2 separate regions of the Homo sapiens genome follow, and region 2 is linked to region 1. A link is a loop called in an ENCODE intact Hi-C map of the cell type or tissue named here. Cell type or tissue: lower leg skin. All regions are shown on one strand.

Region 1 (8,000 bases):
TGTACATTTCTCTTAATATGCATGAAGTTTGAGCATCTTCTCATGTTTTAAAAAATCTAGTTTTACATCAACTGTATATATACATATACATATATATGTATATCTATATAACTATAGATATATATGTATGTATGTATATGTATGGATCTATATATCTATAGATATATATGTATATCTATATATCTATAGATATATATGTATATCTATATATCTATAGATATATATGTATATCTATATATCTATAGATATATATGTATATCTATATATCTATAGATATATATGTATATCTATATATCTATAGATATATATGTATATCTATATATCTATAGATATATATGTATATCTATATATCTATAGAGATATGTATATCTATATATCTATAGAGAGATGTGTATATCTATATATCTATAGAGAGATGTGTATATCTATATATCTATAGAGAGATGTGTATATCTATATATCTATAGAGAGATGTGTATATCTATATATCTATAGAGAGATGTGTATATCTATATATCTATAGAGAGATGTGTATATCTATATATCTATAGAGAGATGTGTATATCTATATATCTATAGAGAGATGTGTATATCTATATATCTATAGAGAGATGTGTATATCTATATATCTATAGAGAGATGTGTATATCTATATATCTATAGAGAGATGTGTATATCTATATATCTATAGAGAGATGTGTATATCTATATATCTATAGAGAGATGTGTATATCTATATATCTATAGAGAGATGTGTATATCTATATATCTATAGAGAGATGTGTATATCTATATATCTATAGAGATATGTGTATATCTATATATCTATAGAGATATGTGTATATCTATATATACATATATACATATAAATATATATGTGTATATATACACACACACACACACACACACACACACATACAAGACTATCCAGGCCTGATGTTTTTATGCAAAATATTCCTTGATAATTTTCTCTAGTTTACTGTGGAGATAGGCCTGTTTAAACATTCCATTACTGTTGGAATTGATTTTGGTAAACTCTGTTTTCCAAAAAATGATCAAATTCACCAAAATTTCCAATTGTACTTGCATAGATGCAAGCAAAGTAGTCTCTTGTGATGTGATATATATATATATATATCTTGCCCATTTTATAGGACTTTTAGATTTTTTTCACAATTTTAAAATGTCCTTTATACATCAGGGATATTAGTTTCCTTATCTGTGATATATATTATAAAGATTGATTCAAGAGTATTCTTGATATCATTTGCCATGAACACATTTTTCTTTGTAAGAAGTCAAATTAATTAAACCCTCACTGTTCTGTTGCCTGTGGGTTAAGTTATTGATAGAAAGTCTTTCCCTATGCTGAGGTTTTGAAGTTTTTCACACATTATTTTCTTTTATTGTATCTTTTCACTCATATTATTATCTCTGAAACTTTTGGAGTTCATCTCATATGTATAGAATGAAGAATGGATATAATTTTATCTGTTTCCTAATGACTGTCCTACTGGCCCAGCACCATTAATGAAGTGGTTCAATTTTGTCCAGTAATTTGACATGCCACAATTGTCACATTCTGAATGTCCATGTGTAATTGGACCAGTGTCTACAGTTTTCAGTCTTACCCACCAGTCTGCCACTCTGCATGCACCAGTGTCATGACATTTTCATTCTGTGGCTTTGTAGTAATGTTTGGTGAAGTAATAATCCCTTATAATTCTTCTCTTTCAGTACTTGCCTAGTTATTCAAGTGTATTTATTTTTCAATACAAATGTTAGTATCAACTTGCCTAAGTCCAGGGACAAAAGCTTATTGGTATTTTTGTTGGGATTACATTAAATTTATAAAGAAACAGGGAGTGACATTTTTATGATATTTCCACATCACAGGAAAATACAATGATGTCTGTTTTTCAAATCTGTTTTCTATTTTTCAAGAGCGTTTCCCATTTTTCTTCACAGGGATTTTGAGCATTTCTGGTTTCTACAAGTTTGGTTGAATTCCCCTGAAAGACTATCCAGGCCTGATGTTTTTAGGCAAAATATTCCTTGATAATTTTCTGTAGTTTACTGTGGAGATGAGCCTGTTTAAACATTCCATTACTGTTGGAATTGATTTTGGTAAACTCCGTTTTCCAAAAAATGATCAATTTCACCAAAATTTCCAATTGTACTTGCATAGATGCAAGCAAAGTAGTCTCTTGTGATTCTTACATTTATTGTAGGCATTCTTTCTCTCCCACTCTCCCTCTGGCACTTCCCCTCTCCTATTTATCTTTCCTATCTCTCTCTCCCTTCATTGTGTGAGTCCCATTACAAGTATGTTAGATCTTTTTCACATAACCAGTATGTCTCCCATGTTCTTTTCTCTACTTTTTAGTCCTTTTTTGCTCAAACTGTATCTAACGTATTGCTAAGCTCATCCTTTGAGTTAGTTTTTCTTCTGGATTTGTTAAATAACAGAATGTCCCCTTGGGACTTTCTTCAAATATTCTGTTCTCAGTTTTGTTTTTTATTTTCTTGAGCATATTAGCATAGTTATTTTTAGTCAATATATTAAGATAACATTCCATAAGTTCCCTGTATGACTTTTGCTCTTTTCTGTGATGTCTTTTTTTCTTTTAGATCTCATAGTTTTCTGCCTGCTTATACCTGGTTGTTTATGATTGAGTGACTATCATTGTATATGAAAGACTGTACAATAATCTCCTTTCTCAGATATTATTTGCCTCCACTTCTGGCAGGTGGCCAGCATGCTAGCAACCTGCAGACACTTTTACTTCAATCAAGGATTGAGATGATTCAAAGACGAGTTTCAGTCCCAGGGATAACTGGACCATTTTGAGTTTGCCCTCACCCCTAAGGCCCAGACTTTCAGAGCTCACCCCAAGCTTGGGGTTGGAGGAGTGCCCAGCCATGGTCAGGCTCTTCACCACCTCCACCCTCCAGCCCTTCTAGAATTGACAGAAACTGAAGAGGAAAAACATCCCTAACTCCAGCTCACCTTCCTTGTCTACTTCTTCCCTGGGTGCTGGCTTTCTATTCTCCACTGATTTATTAGTCCTCCAGTGCCTTTCATAAAGTGTTTTTTTGTTTGGTTGGTTGATTTGGTTTGTTTGTTTTGTTTTGTTTTGTTTTGTTGTTTTTTGTTTTTTGTTTTTTTGAGATGGAGTCTTGCCCTGTCACCCAGGCTGGAGTGCAATGGCATGATCTCGGCTCACTGCAACCTCCACCTCCCGGGTTCAAATGATTCTCCTGCTTCAGCCTCCGAGTAGCTGGGATTACAGGTGCCTGCCAACACGCCCAACTAATTTTTGTATTTATAGTAGAGATGGGGTTTCACCATGTTGGCCAGGCTGGTCTCAAACTCATGATCTCATGATCCGCCTGCCTTGGCTTCCCAAAGTTCTGGGATTACAGGCATGAGCCACCGAGCCCGGCCAAGTGTTTCTTATATTTTGCCCAGGAGGACCCATCTGAATTACTTAGTTTCCCAATATTGCAAATAGAAATAAATTTACATTTTGAATCAAACATGCATATGCTTTGTAGTAACATGGGATTTTAAAAATTCAAAACACTGAGCTTCAGAGCAACATAATGCGTGAGGCCCAGACCTTAAGGGTAAAAACCCAAAATGGCACATTATGCCTGCTCACCTCTCAGTGGGGATACTGCTGTAGAAAAGTGTCAGAACCACTGATGTCTCCAGAGGCTGAGGATCACCAGCTGACTCTAGGACTTTTGTCTGAAGTGAGAAGTAGGAGCTTCTGTTGCAGAGACGGCAAAGGCATCATCTTGATCCATCTATGAGGAATGATCTAGGGCTGGCAAGATCAGGGCAGCTGTCTAGGAGTCTAGAGGAGACAACTGGCTGGCCCCTGGACATAGGGTTTCTGGGAGATAATTCTGGAAGCTCAAGTGAACACCATCTCCAAAAGAGTTCAGTTTAGGAAATGTTGAGTCTGCACACACAGGAAGTGCATGGTTGAGAGATCAACTCCTATGACAACAAAACTGTGAGAATGAGTTTGGAGAACGAAACAAGGCTTCCCTGCCTTGGAACTCCCTGTAAGCTCCCTTCAGGTAAAGCTATGGACCTGACGCATTCTAACTTGTGTTACTTTATTTAGGCCAACTGCAAATGTGAGCTGTAGCTCTGGAGAAAGGACACAGACATGAAGAATCAGGGCATGGCAGGTGTGGGCTGGCTCACCCCACACACCTGCCACGGGGCTGCATCACCCTGTTCGGCTCCCCAGCATCATCCTGTCCTGATTCAACACACTTTTCCACTTCTCAGCTCATTAACTAAGCGTACTATGAGCTCAAGAGAATGGAGTTCGTCGCAATGCCAAGCAGTGGCACAGTTTTATAGAGTGCACATGAAAAACACCTCATCAGAACTCAATATCCTCTGCTGCAAACTGGGGATACCTAGAACCCTCCCTCACTTGTCTCACAGAGCTGGTGGGGACTAGGGTGATGGAGCAGAGAAGTGATTGATACTTGGGTCAGGACTGAAAAAGTTACCTAATATTACCAGTGGCATGAAACCATTCGTGACTGAGCTACTTCTCATAAATATTATAAGTAACCTCTTGGTCCACCTAATTTTGTAACAATAAATGCCTTATTATAGCCATTCTTTTCTGGAAATTATCTATTTGAGGTTCAGAAAATATGTATTCAATTTAAAGGAGCCAAATTTTATTATATTCCTAAGTCTGCTCTCTACTTTTCTATTAAATGATTTTTAAGAATGATAAAGAGAGAACAATTGTCATATGATTGGCTCATACACAACTTTGGCCTTGGAAAATCCCTAAAAGTCCCTAAAATAAGCAAACTGCAGTTTGTAACCCAAAATCCAAAGGAACAAAACAACTGTAGTGTTTATACACATTGTGACCCCACTAGCCAATTAAACTCCTGATCGCCAGCAAATCTATTTATTTTTCTTTTTGTATTTGAGTAGAATGTAAACTGTGAAATGGCTTTGCTTTTTCATCTGCATGAAAAAAATGATATGTCCCTTGAAGCGCATGGCATGTGGTGGTTCACCCTCAATCCATCCTGGCCACCTATGTCAATCCAAATCACCCACCCCACATTAAGTGAGGTATTGGGATCACCTCCCCAGCTCCTGCCCGCATTCTAGGGGAATTCAGTATCAGTGCAGGTGACACAGCCAAGATCCCCAGGACATGTCCCTGGATTGTCTCACCTACAATGATCTTTATTCCCCTCCGTTAAGACTTTAGAAACCCCCATGCCTCAGGGCAGAAATTACAATTTGAAGTATCCGCAGCCCAAACAGATTGATTAGTCCCTCCCATTGGGTGAGGAGTGCACTGCAGGTTGAACATAGCCCAGGAGGCAGAAACTGTGATCTCCGGGGAGGGGAGAGTTGTGAGCAAGGACCCTTCTGCCAACTGCTGCCCCATGTGAAGGAGCCCACAAGGACTGATCTTCTGGCTTACTAAAGAAGAGTTATCCAGACTCTTTTGTACACAAAACCTGTTTATTCAAGCCTGGTTCCATTAAAAGGCAAAACAACCTAGACAGCAGTAAAAGTGTGCTGTGGTCCCAACTAAATAAATAGGCCCTGATTCTCAACTTCCAACCTCTGCTTTCAGCCTCTTCTCATCTCAGGGCTGCCCCATTCATGAAATTCAGAACTCTGCCGTCCTTCTTGGGTGGCCACTGCCTGTCCTTCTTGCCCCGTTGCTCTGTTCGTTCTTAAGCCTCATCCAGACAGAGGCTTTGGCTCTGCCTCCTTCCCAGTCTCTCTGCCACCTGTCTCCACCTGGCCCCCCCAGGCCTTACACCTGGAGGCATCACTTCAGTATCTCCTGGGCCCTTCCTCTCTCCCAGATCTGTCCTAACCTGTGTACCTGTCCACTGACAACAGCCTTCCAGGAACCTTACCCTGCTGTGCTCCTTGGCTGGAGCTCTCTCAAGGACAGATATGTATGCTTCAGCGTCTGCCAGGCCCAGGCTCAGGACTTATAGAAGGAATGTACTGTGTTCTGGATGTCTGTGTCCCCCCAGAATTCATATATTAACATCCTTACTCCCCAGGTGATGGCATTAGAAGGTGGGGCCTCTGGGGGTGATTAAGTCGTGAGGATGGAGCCTCATGAATGGGTCAACATCCTTATAAAAGAGACCCCAGAGAGCTTCCTCACCCCTTCCACCATGGGACAACACAGCGAGAAGGCTAGGAGTCCTTGCCAGATGCTAAATCTGCTAGTGTCTTGATCTTGAACTTCTCAGTCTTCAGAGCTGTAAGAAATACATTTCTGTTGTTTATAAACCACCCCATTTATAGTAATTTGTTTTAGCAGCCCAAATGGACTAAAAGCATGAAGGAAGATATTTTCCAATTTTTCTAAAAAATAAGATTTAAGATCAGACCAACCACCCACTAACCTGTTAACCAATGACAAGTTACTTAATCTCTAAACCTCAGTTTTCTCATCTATAAATGGGAGCAATATGACATAGCCCAGAGTTGCTATGAAGAGCAAATGATCTATGGCAGGCCCTAGGCACAGCACATAAAGCATAGAAGCATCCAGCCACTTTTTACTATTATTACTATTGTTGTTGTTATTTTAAATTTAATCAGTGACGGACATCTTGCTTTCCCACCCTGTGATTTCACATTGGCAAACTTCAGTCTGCTACAATCTCTTCTCTCAGTAATGGGCTGTGGATGTGCAATACCAGCAGGAAGCAGCTTCCCTAGGGCTCTCCTACAAGGTGGGCACCAGGGGCACAGCTGGGATGTAGCACTCTTCCTCCCTCAGGTTTTCAGGCTAGTGAGGACCAGCTATCTCACACACAGCCCGTCAGAAAGATACACAAAGTGGCCTGCTGGCCCATTCTCTTGCTGGTCCTGCAAACAAGAGGCTGGGGAACTACTTAAAGAAGATTGGGATTGATTCTCTTGGCCCACACCATAAAATGAGAAGTCATCACTGCGTGGACATCAAAGCACACAGGGGCCAGGTGCTTCTCAACTACATAATTCTCTATGTCCCTCCATGTTTGAAAGAGGTGCAGGAGTGAATCCAAGGATGGATGACCAGGGTCTTTATGAGAGAGGGGAGGGGGTGTGAATGCAAAGACGGGTAAGGCCTGAACCCGCCTTGGGCTCTGGGAGCACAGAGTCCTGGGAGCAGGCAGGATGGCAGGAAAGCATCGCGCCTCTAGAGCCAGACTGCCTGGGTTTGTTTTATTTTTCCCAGCCCAATTGAGATCCAATTGACAGAAGGAAACAGTATATATTGAAGGCATATATGTGATGATTTGATATATGTACACACTGTGAATTGATCACTACGACCAAGCTACTTAACATATCCATAACCTCACACAGTTGCCTTTTGTGTGGGGTGGGGGTTGGTGGGAACACTTAAGATCTACTCTCTTAGCAAATTTCAAGCATACAATACATTATTATTAACCATAGTCACCATGCTGTACATTCGATTCCCCAGCACTTATTCGTCTTATAACTGCAACTTGGTACCCTTTGACCAACATCTCCCCAGCCCCAGCCCCAACCCCAGCCCCTGGCAACTACCATTCTACTATCTGTGTCTGTGAGTTCCATTTATTTCCATTTCAAATATAAGTGAGATCATTGACTGCTTGGGTTTAAATTCTGGCTCTGACCCTTCCATATGTGTGACCCTTGGCAAGTGCATACCTAGCTGTCAATTTCTCCTCTGTCAAGTGGTGACAATGTGGATAGCGCTGCCTGAAAATATTGTTGCAAGAATTAGGTAAAATAATACGAACAATATGCTTAGCACTGCGCCCGGTACATAGCAAGTTCTGGATCGATGTTCTCTATTTTTATTAGTAAAGATGTACATGAATGCAGAATTAGAGCACAAATGATAATGACCATGGGGCTGCACCAAACATTGTATTAATAGAATAAAAAGGGAGCAAGTGCATTGAGGATGAGATGATTCAGT
Region 2 (8,000 bases), 120 kb after region 1:
AATGAGTACTAAATATATTTTCTCTTCCTTATGCTTTTCATATAAGATTTTCTTTCCTCTAGCTAACTTCATTGTAAGAATACAGTATGTAATGCATTTAACCATACAAAAAGTGTCTTACTCAACTATGTTATCAGTAAGGCTTCTGGTCAACAGTAAGCTTTTAGTAGTTATGTTTTTGGGAGAGTTAAAAGTTATATGCAAATTTTCAACTGTGCAGTGGTTAGTACGCCTAACCCCCATGCTGTTTGAAGGTCAACTGTGCAGCCATGCTGGGGGTTAGGGCTTCAAGATATGAATTAGGGGTGTGCAGGGAGGGACACAAACATTCAGTTCCTAAGAGTCTATGAGGGTATAAATAGTGTCATCTTCTTTTGCTCACCATTTTGTCCCTAGTGCCTAGTAGAAAATACAGCACTAGATAATTAGTAAGCGCACTGACTAAATAAATACATAGGCAATAATTTTTTTAGATGACCTGTAGATTACACAATTTTGACATTTGTCTGATCTGTTAAAACTGACATGGGAAAAAACCTAAGATATATCTCCTATGTTCAAAACTACTCTGAATTTAAAGCATAGTCTTACTGGCAGACTTACAACTTCCTGTAATACCTCTATGTCCTGTTATGAGCTAAGACATTGTACAGTCTTCAGTGGGAGAAGGGATTTTTCTCTTATAAAAGGCTTAGTCAAATACGTCCTTTTGAGTTATGCTTAAGATACACATAGTTTGCTCCAACTGTGCCAGTATACATTATTCTACGAATAAAGTTTCCCAAATTTTTTTCATGAGGCAGAGAAATCTCGCACTTACCTATATTATTACAATTAGTACTGCAATGACTACTGATTACCAGAAGGCTGGGGGGTGGGCAGGCAGAATGCTCCAATGGCAGTAACCTTAAGGTAAAAAATATCCAAAAATTTGAACCACATTCATGAACAACAAACTGGGTAACTTTGTGTAAGACACTTCACCTCTCCACTTAGGTCCAATATTTTATAAATGCGTTATTTTGTTTATAATATTTGTATTGATGCATGAAATCATTGCACTTATTCTTCTGAGAAAGCTCCAAATAGTGACACAATGACACTGCAGAGAGCAAGGCCATCAAGATATGAGAAATTACTAAAAATCATGCCCTAAGATGGGTGATGATTGAACTGCAGTAATGAAACTCTATCTCCTAACTCTGCTCAATCTATCCAGTGAAATCAGAGGTCAGCTGTACCACAGGAAACACTGAGAAGTCAAGACAAGATCAGTATGGTCATCTGACCTTTGTTCTCTGCTTGAGGGATAAGCTCATCTGGGAGCCCAAAGAACAAAGCAAGAGGTATCAAGGGAGTTGAAGACGTTTATTTTTCCACAAACCAAGCAATTACTGTACCCTGAAGTGTTGAAATTTCATAATAGGCTATATTTGCAGTATTTCCCTCCAGAATAACAAGAGCCAGAACTCCAGAAAGAGAGAAATCTGAACTGATTCCCAGGCTATTTCAATATAGTCAAAGTTTCAATTATCTTCAGTAAATGAGAACTATTCTAGGTACAATATTCCTTTGTGGTCAATCCGATACTGATGCAATTTCTATCATAACATGTGGACAGAAATTTTCCTGGAAGGCTTTCGATCATATCTCCAGATGGATTTATATCCAGGAGGCAATGACCTAAAAACAAGAACTGCATGTACTCATTACAACAGTGGATCTGCTCACTAGAAACAAACAAGGCTGTCAACTGCCTTGAATAAAATGACATTACATACATTTTTTTTAGCCCATACAACGTACCAAGCAACTGCCAGCTGCATCCACCATGTTGTCTAGTTCAATAATGATGATAGCCCAATGAGGTGAAGTCATTATTTTCATTTGATATAGGAAAAAGCACAGGATCAGAGGACATCCCATTGGCTTAGATGTCACTTCCAATGTTTACCCCACTACACATGTGTGCCTTTGGCCTCCAAGAGACTTTGATGAGATCAACTCAATCACATTATTTGGGCCTTCTATGGAAGTTCTGCTGTCTACATTCCTAACAGTATATAAGGCGTTGAATTCCTCAGAATATTCCTCAGAATTCCTCATCCAGTAAAAATATCCTTCAGGAATGAAAGGGAAATAGACATTCTCTGATACAGAAGAGCTAAGAGAATTTGTTACCAGAGATCTGTTCAAAAGAAATGCTAAAGAAAGCTCTTCATACTAAATGCAAATGGCACTGGAGGGAAACATAATTTCAGGATTTAAGGAAAAAAACACAAATCAAAATATCTGTGTAAATATAATAGACTATAACTTCTTAGACTCTTTAAAATGTATATAATCATTGACAGAAGGAATTATAACATTTTATGTGACAACTATAACATTAAGTGGGGAGGATAAAGGGACCTATATGGTTGTGAGACTTCTGAATTTTACTTTAAATGGTAAGTATTAATTCTAAGTAGACAGTGAGAAATTAGGTATGTGTTATATCTTTGGAGTAATCACTTTTTAAAAAAAGGAAAAAGAGATAGCCTAAAAGCCAACAGATAAATCTAAATAGCATACCAAAAATATTCAAATAGCCTAAAAGAAGTCATGAAAGGAAAAATCAAGGAAAAGCAACAAAAACAAAAAACAGAAGAAACACACAGAAAAACAAAATAATAAATCTAAATCTCAATGATTTCTTAACTGTAAATTATAGAAACATACCAATTACGGGACAGAGATTATAAGATTCAATTCTATGCTGTCTGCAAGAAACCCTTTTTACAAAAGGTAACTGTGAGGTGATAGATACATTAATTAGTTTGATTTCACAATGTATATGTAAATCAAAACGTTTTACATCTTAAATTATACAATTTTTCTTTATCAATTATATCTCAATAAAGCTGGTGGAACTCTTTTTAAATGCAATGATATAAATGACACTAATTATAAGAAAACTGGAATCCATACCCCCAGATTAATCATGAGAAAAACATTACACAAATTCAAATTGGTGGGCACTCTACAAAATACTTGACCAGTATACCTCAAGCTGTCAATATCTGAAAAACGAAAAAAGACTGAAAAGCTGTCTCAGACCAGAATTCCTCCAGGCATCACACCCTCCTTAAAGGTAGAGACGGGGCAGATGGGCAAAAGGCCAGTGGGAGAGGTAGACAAGGTAGCCTCACAAGAAAGTGCTCCTGGGTCCCCTCTGTGGGCTTTCTCTTGCATCTTATGGACCAGAACTGAGTCCCATGTCATCCTAGTAGCAAGGAGAGCTAAAGAGACTCTAACCTCTGAAGCAAAAGGCTAGGCAGGAGGGGCTGCGAGCAGCAGTGCATGTCGGGGTAAGTTGGAGGGTTAATACTTTTTTGTATTTGAATTTGTGCTTTCGTCATCGTGAGAATTATTCCATTCATGTTAATTGGAGGTGGGTGGGAGTGCTGGTCTCTAGCCAACCACCCCGCACTACAGGTATATACAGACTGACCAGGAACCCCATTATGGTTGTTCAAATACGAATATGTTTGTGCAGTTTTTCATTTGAGGAAGATGTGTTTTGGCTTCTTAATGGTGCTATGATTCCATCAAGTAGGCTGAATTATAGCTCCTCACTTCCCACGAGAAGCTAATATTCTCAACTAGAACACCCACAGAGAAAGCAAGGAGAACAACTTTAGAAAATATGTGCCACCCTGCATGCCTGTAACCTTATTGAGACATTCCCCATCACAACAGACGCCCTCCGCTGTAGCCCCCCGTCAGCCATCTCCAAGGGCCAGGCAGAGGTCAGCAGAGTGTGGCAGATGTCACCACACAGGAGTCAACCCTAGACCTGAGCAGGGAATGGGCAGCACCCAAGCCAAAGCTCCCCCTTTCCCCACGTCACCAGGAGGCCTGGAACTCTCCCATTGCCGCCACCATGCGTAGAGCCTGCTTCCCTCCCTAGAAGAATGAGGCTGTCCAGGGTAGAACTGGCTGCAAGGAGGGGCACATGCTTTGCAGCCCAGAAAGACAGATTCCAAAGTGAGCTCCAGACCCAGCGACCCTGGGATTTGGGGAGAATTCCTCAGCTTGCTTATCAGCAAGACCAGGATGCAGAATCTGCCTGGGCAATGGCAGCATCATGAGATGCTAGGAATAATAGAGAGCAGGAAATACTCCTCTCTCTGTAAAATACTAGGTTAATGTTGTAATTTGGCATAAGTATACAGGGAAAATTGTGTGATTGTATTTTTATGTTTATTCATCCTTCACTTTTTAAAAAAAAATGACACTTCTACAGATTATTGTATCATCTTATCCATCATCTCCAGATGTTTTTGTTTGGTTTCTAATGGTTATTCTGAAATTGTTACTACGATTGACCTCTTTTTGTTGATTTTCAGAGGATCCTTATTTAAAAAAGTAAAAATAAAAATAAAAAAACAGAAAATCTAGGAAAGTTGCATGTATCCAAAACTAAGATGCTCTGTTATTTCCAAATTTTTATTTGTAAATGTGTTTTTCCCTCCCTAAGCTTTTCTCAAGGGGCTACATTGTTCCAGATCTTTCCAGCATTTGGAATAAAGTTGAGTTGCACACTTAACATTCTTCTTTAATTATGAAGTTGAAATAAACATTAGTATATGCCAGACCCAATTGTTGTTGGGGACAAAAGTGCATTGGGCAATGGAGAAAGGAGTGAGTCTTTCTGTGGTCGCTCACCACATGAAATAAAAATGATGGATACTCCACATTATCATCCTTTGACAAAAAGGATAAGGGAGACAGTTTCCACTTTGGCAATTTCTTTGTTTACAGAAAAGGAAAGGTGGGAGAGGCCTGTGTTCCCAAAAGCATACTCAGTGTTTTGCAACTTCTTTGAAAAGCTGCTAGGGAACCAAGGCCTTTGCTCTCAACTGAGAGTTTCCAAGGATCATGGTCCTGGTGCTGCAAACAGGGTCAGAGCTGAGGTGGTTGTTCTGTTTGTTTTGTTTTTTTTGCCAAGCTTGGGGCCGTCTCTGGGCTTATTGTGGGCTTGCACTGAGGCACTGCCTGGCAGCAGTACATGCACGGCCCAGAGAAAACTCAGATGCGTCCATGCAGCCATCAGACTGATTATTTCCATTCATCTCTGGTTACTACACTCTGGGGCATCCCCATGCTCCACAGGTAGCATTCCAAGCCCTCCCAATTCTCCATTTTCACCCCATCTCAGCCACTCCCCTGCAGCCCAGGCTCCTTCATTTGACTTTAGCACCCATGTTTCCCCTGCTGAAATGGTTGCTCCTTCCTTTCCACTGGGAGGACAATGATCTTCCATAGGTCACCTTCCCCTAGGCTCAGGGAAGCCCTGCACTCCCGCCAACACAGCAGCCATCACATTGCTTGATAACTGTTAGGAACAGAACTGTGTGCTCCCCAAAATTCACAGGCGGAAGCCCTAACCCCCAGTGTGACTGTATCTGCAGATAGAATGTTTAAAGAGGTAATTATGGTTAAATGATATCATAAGGGTAGGGCCTAATCCAATAGGACTGGTGGCCTTATAAGAAGAGAGAAAGACACCAGGAATGTGTGCACAGGAAAAAGACTACATGAGGACACCGGGAGAAAGTGGCATCTACAATCCAAGGATAGAGGCCTCAGGAGGAGCCAACCCTGCTGATGGACTTCCAGCCTCAAGGATGTGAGAAATGTCTGTTGTTTGAGCTTCCCAGTCTACGGTACTTCATCAAGCAGCCCCAGCCGACTAATACAGTCACTGCCTGCACCTCTCCTCCACAGTGGCCTCCCCTTACAACCAGAAGAGACCATCATTTCAAGTCACTTTTCTAGCATGGGATCCTCAGTAAGTGCATCACCAATAGTAGCTGTGTTGACAAAGTTTCAGCTGCAGCAGCTGTACTTGTTATCTTTCTTGTTATTGCCTTCAAGCAGAAAAATAAAATCTTCCTTATCTCTGTTAAGAAGTGTGCTTCCTGAGACTCCCTTCCCACGCTCCAGGCAATTGCCTGGAAGTCTCCACTCAATGTATCATGAGAAAGAAAGCAGCTTCAGAGGCCCAGATGGGTCACAAGGAGCAAGGTTGTTATGAAGGCTAAAAAGCTATAATGATGTGTGCATCAGCCCTCCGATGCCTGCCATGGGCCAGGGATCACACAGGGCAGTGGACGAAGATGAACAGGTGAACTGGCCTCTCTCAGAGCAACAGCCATGGAGAGATAGGAAACCCCTGTTTTGTTTTGTTTCATTTTGTTTTGTTTTCTGAGACAGAGTTTCGTTCTTGTTGTCCAGGCTGGAGTGCAATCGCGCAATCTCAGCTCACTGCAAACTCCGCCTCCCAGGTTCAAGCGATTCTCCTGCCTCAGCCTTCCAAGTAGCTGGGATTACAGGCATGCACCACCAACCCTGGCTAATTTTTAGTAGAGATGGGGTTTCACCACGTTGGTCAGGCTGGTCTCAAACTCCTGACCTCAAGTGATCCACCTGCCTTGGCCTCCAAAGTGCAGGAATTACAGGCGTGAGTCACTGTGCCTGGCCAGGAAATTCCTGTTCATCTGTCTTCCTTTCCAGAAATTCTGGACATGCCCACAAACAGAGCTCTGTCTAAGATTCATCTTGGTACTCCCAAACTTTAGTTAAACTGACCATATTTTTGCATTTGATTTTTAAAAATTTTTCCTTTCCCCTTTCTTCCTCCACAATTAAATATTTTATTTTGTTTATTTATTTATTTATCATTTTATTTGTTTTTTTTTTTTTTTTTGAGACTGAGTCTCACTCTATCGCCCAGGCTGGAGTGCAGTGGCACGATTTCGGCTCGCTGCAATCTCCGCCTCCCAGGTTCAAGTGATTCTCCTGCCTCAGCCTCTCAAGTAGCTGGAATTACAGGCGCCCGCCACCACGCCTGGCTAATTTCTTTATTTTTATTAGAGACAAAGTTTCACCATGTTGGCCAGGATGGTCTCGAACTCCTGACCACAAATGATCCGCCCACCTCAGCCTCCCAAAGTGCTGGGATTACAGGTGGGTGTGAGCCACCTCGCCCAGCCCACAATTAAATATTTTAAATCAAGTGTCTTCATACCTCTGTTCTTCTCTGAAGATACTCATAATGGAATATTCTGGAGAAGCAGAGACATGGAAGAAACATCAATTTCCCCATGAGTTTTCAAAAGCAGAGAAATTAGATGTCCAACAAAAAATTCTATATATCCTACCAGACACTTCTCTCTATCTCTCCCCTAATTTTAGGGTTCAGAACTAACTCAAGAAAATGTTTCTTGTTATGATCGAATGAAAAAAGTAAGCATTTCAAAGGTGTTATGACTTTATTTAATTTCCAAGGCCACATGAACCTTTTGAAGCTTTACCCAGACCTAACACTTTGCTGACACACTGGGTGAACATTAGGCAGCACACAAAAAGTCATCATATGCAGTCCTTTTGACATTTTTAAAAATTTCAGGCTGGGCGTGGTGGCTCATACCTGTAATCCCAGCACTTTGGGAGGCCCAGGCAGGCAGATCACGAGGTCATGAGTTTGAGACTAGCCTGGCTAACATAGTGAAACCCTGTCTCTACTAAAAATACCAAAAATTAGCTGGGCGTGGTGGCACACACCTGTAATCCCAGCAACTTGGGAGGCTGAGGAAGGAGAATCTCTTGAAGATGGTAGACAGAGGTTGCAGTGAGCTGAGATCACGCCACTGCACTCCAGCCCGGGCGACAGTGCGAGACCCCATCTCAAAAAAAAATTTGTTTTCAAATAAATATGCATAAAGTGGTTATCAGAGACAGGAGCTCCTTGAGTGAGGCACAGTGATAGTTCCTAATATAGATGGCTCCACGGCCTCCTCTCCTTGCTCCTAAACACCACCCCTCCTTTGTCTTATTGGGGCCACATGACTTAACCCTGCCCATTCCTCTTACCTAGAGATGGGCTTCATGACAAGGCCGTTTCCCTAGACTCCACCTGCCCCACTGTGGCTAAAAATAAACCCTTGGAGCCA

Evidence for each region. Peaks named below come from ENCODE experiments on the same cell type or tissue, not always from the same donor. Only the 100,000 strongest peaks of a DNase experiment are listed, where the experiment ranks them.
Region 2: a loop joins it to region 1, with 2.7 times the contacts of the local background. A loop is called at or near these places in 8 of 110 quality-filtered maps.

Annotation. Positions count from the first base shown.
Region 1 is chr7:47,111,407-47,119,406 of GRCh38, forward strand. No RefSeq gene overlaps it. Among named protein-coding and RNA genes, the nearest start is that of SNORD151, 350 kb to the right of the region's middle. In lower leg skin, no CTCF peak of the experiment used is centred here; no DNase peak of the experiment used is centred here.
Region 2 is chr7:47,235,345-47,243,344 of GRCh38, forward strand. No RefSeq gene overlaps it. Among named protein-coding and RNA genes, the nearest start is that of SNORD151, 230 kb to the right of the region's middle. RefSeq lists a silencer at 5,873-6,073. In lower leg skin, no CTCF peak of the experiment used is centred here; DNase peaks (open chromatin) are centred at 3,877, 5,027, 5,357 and 5,677.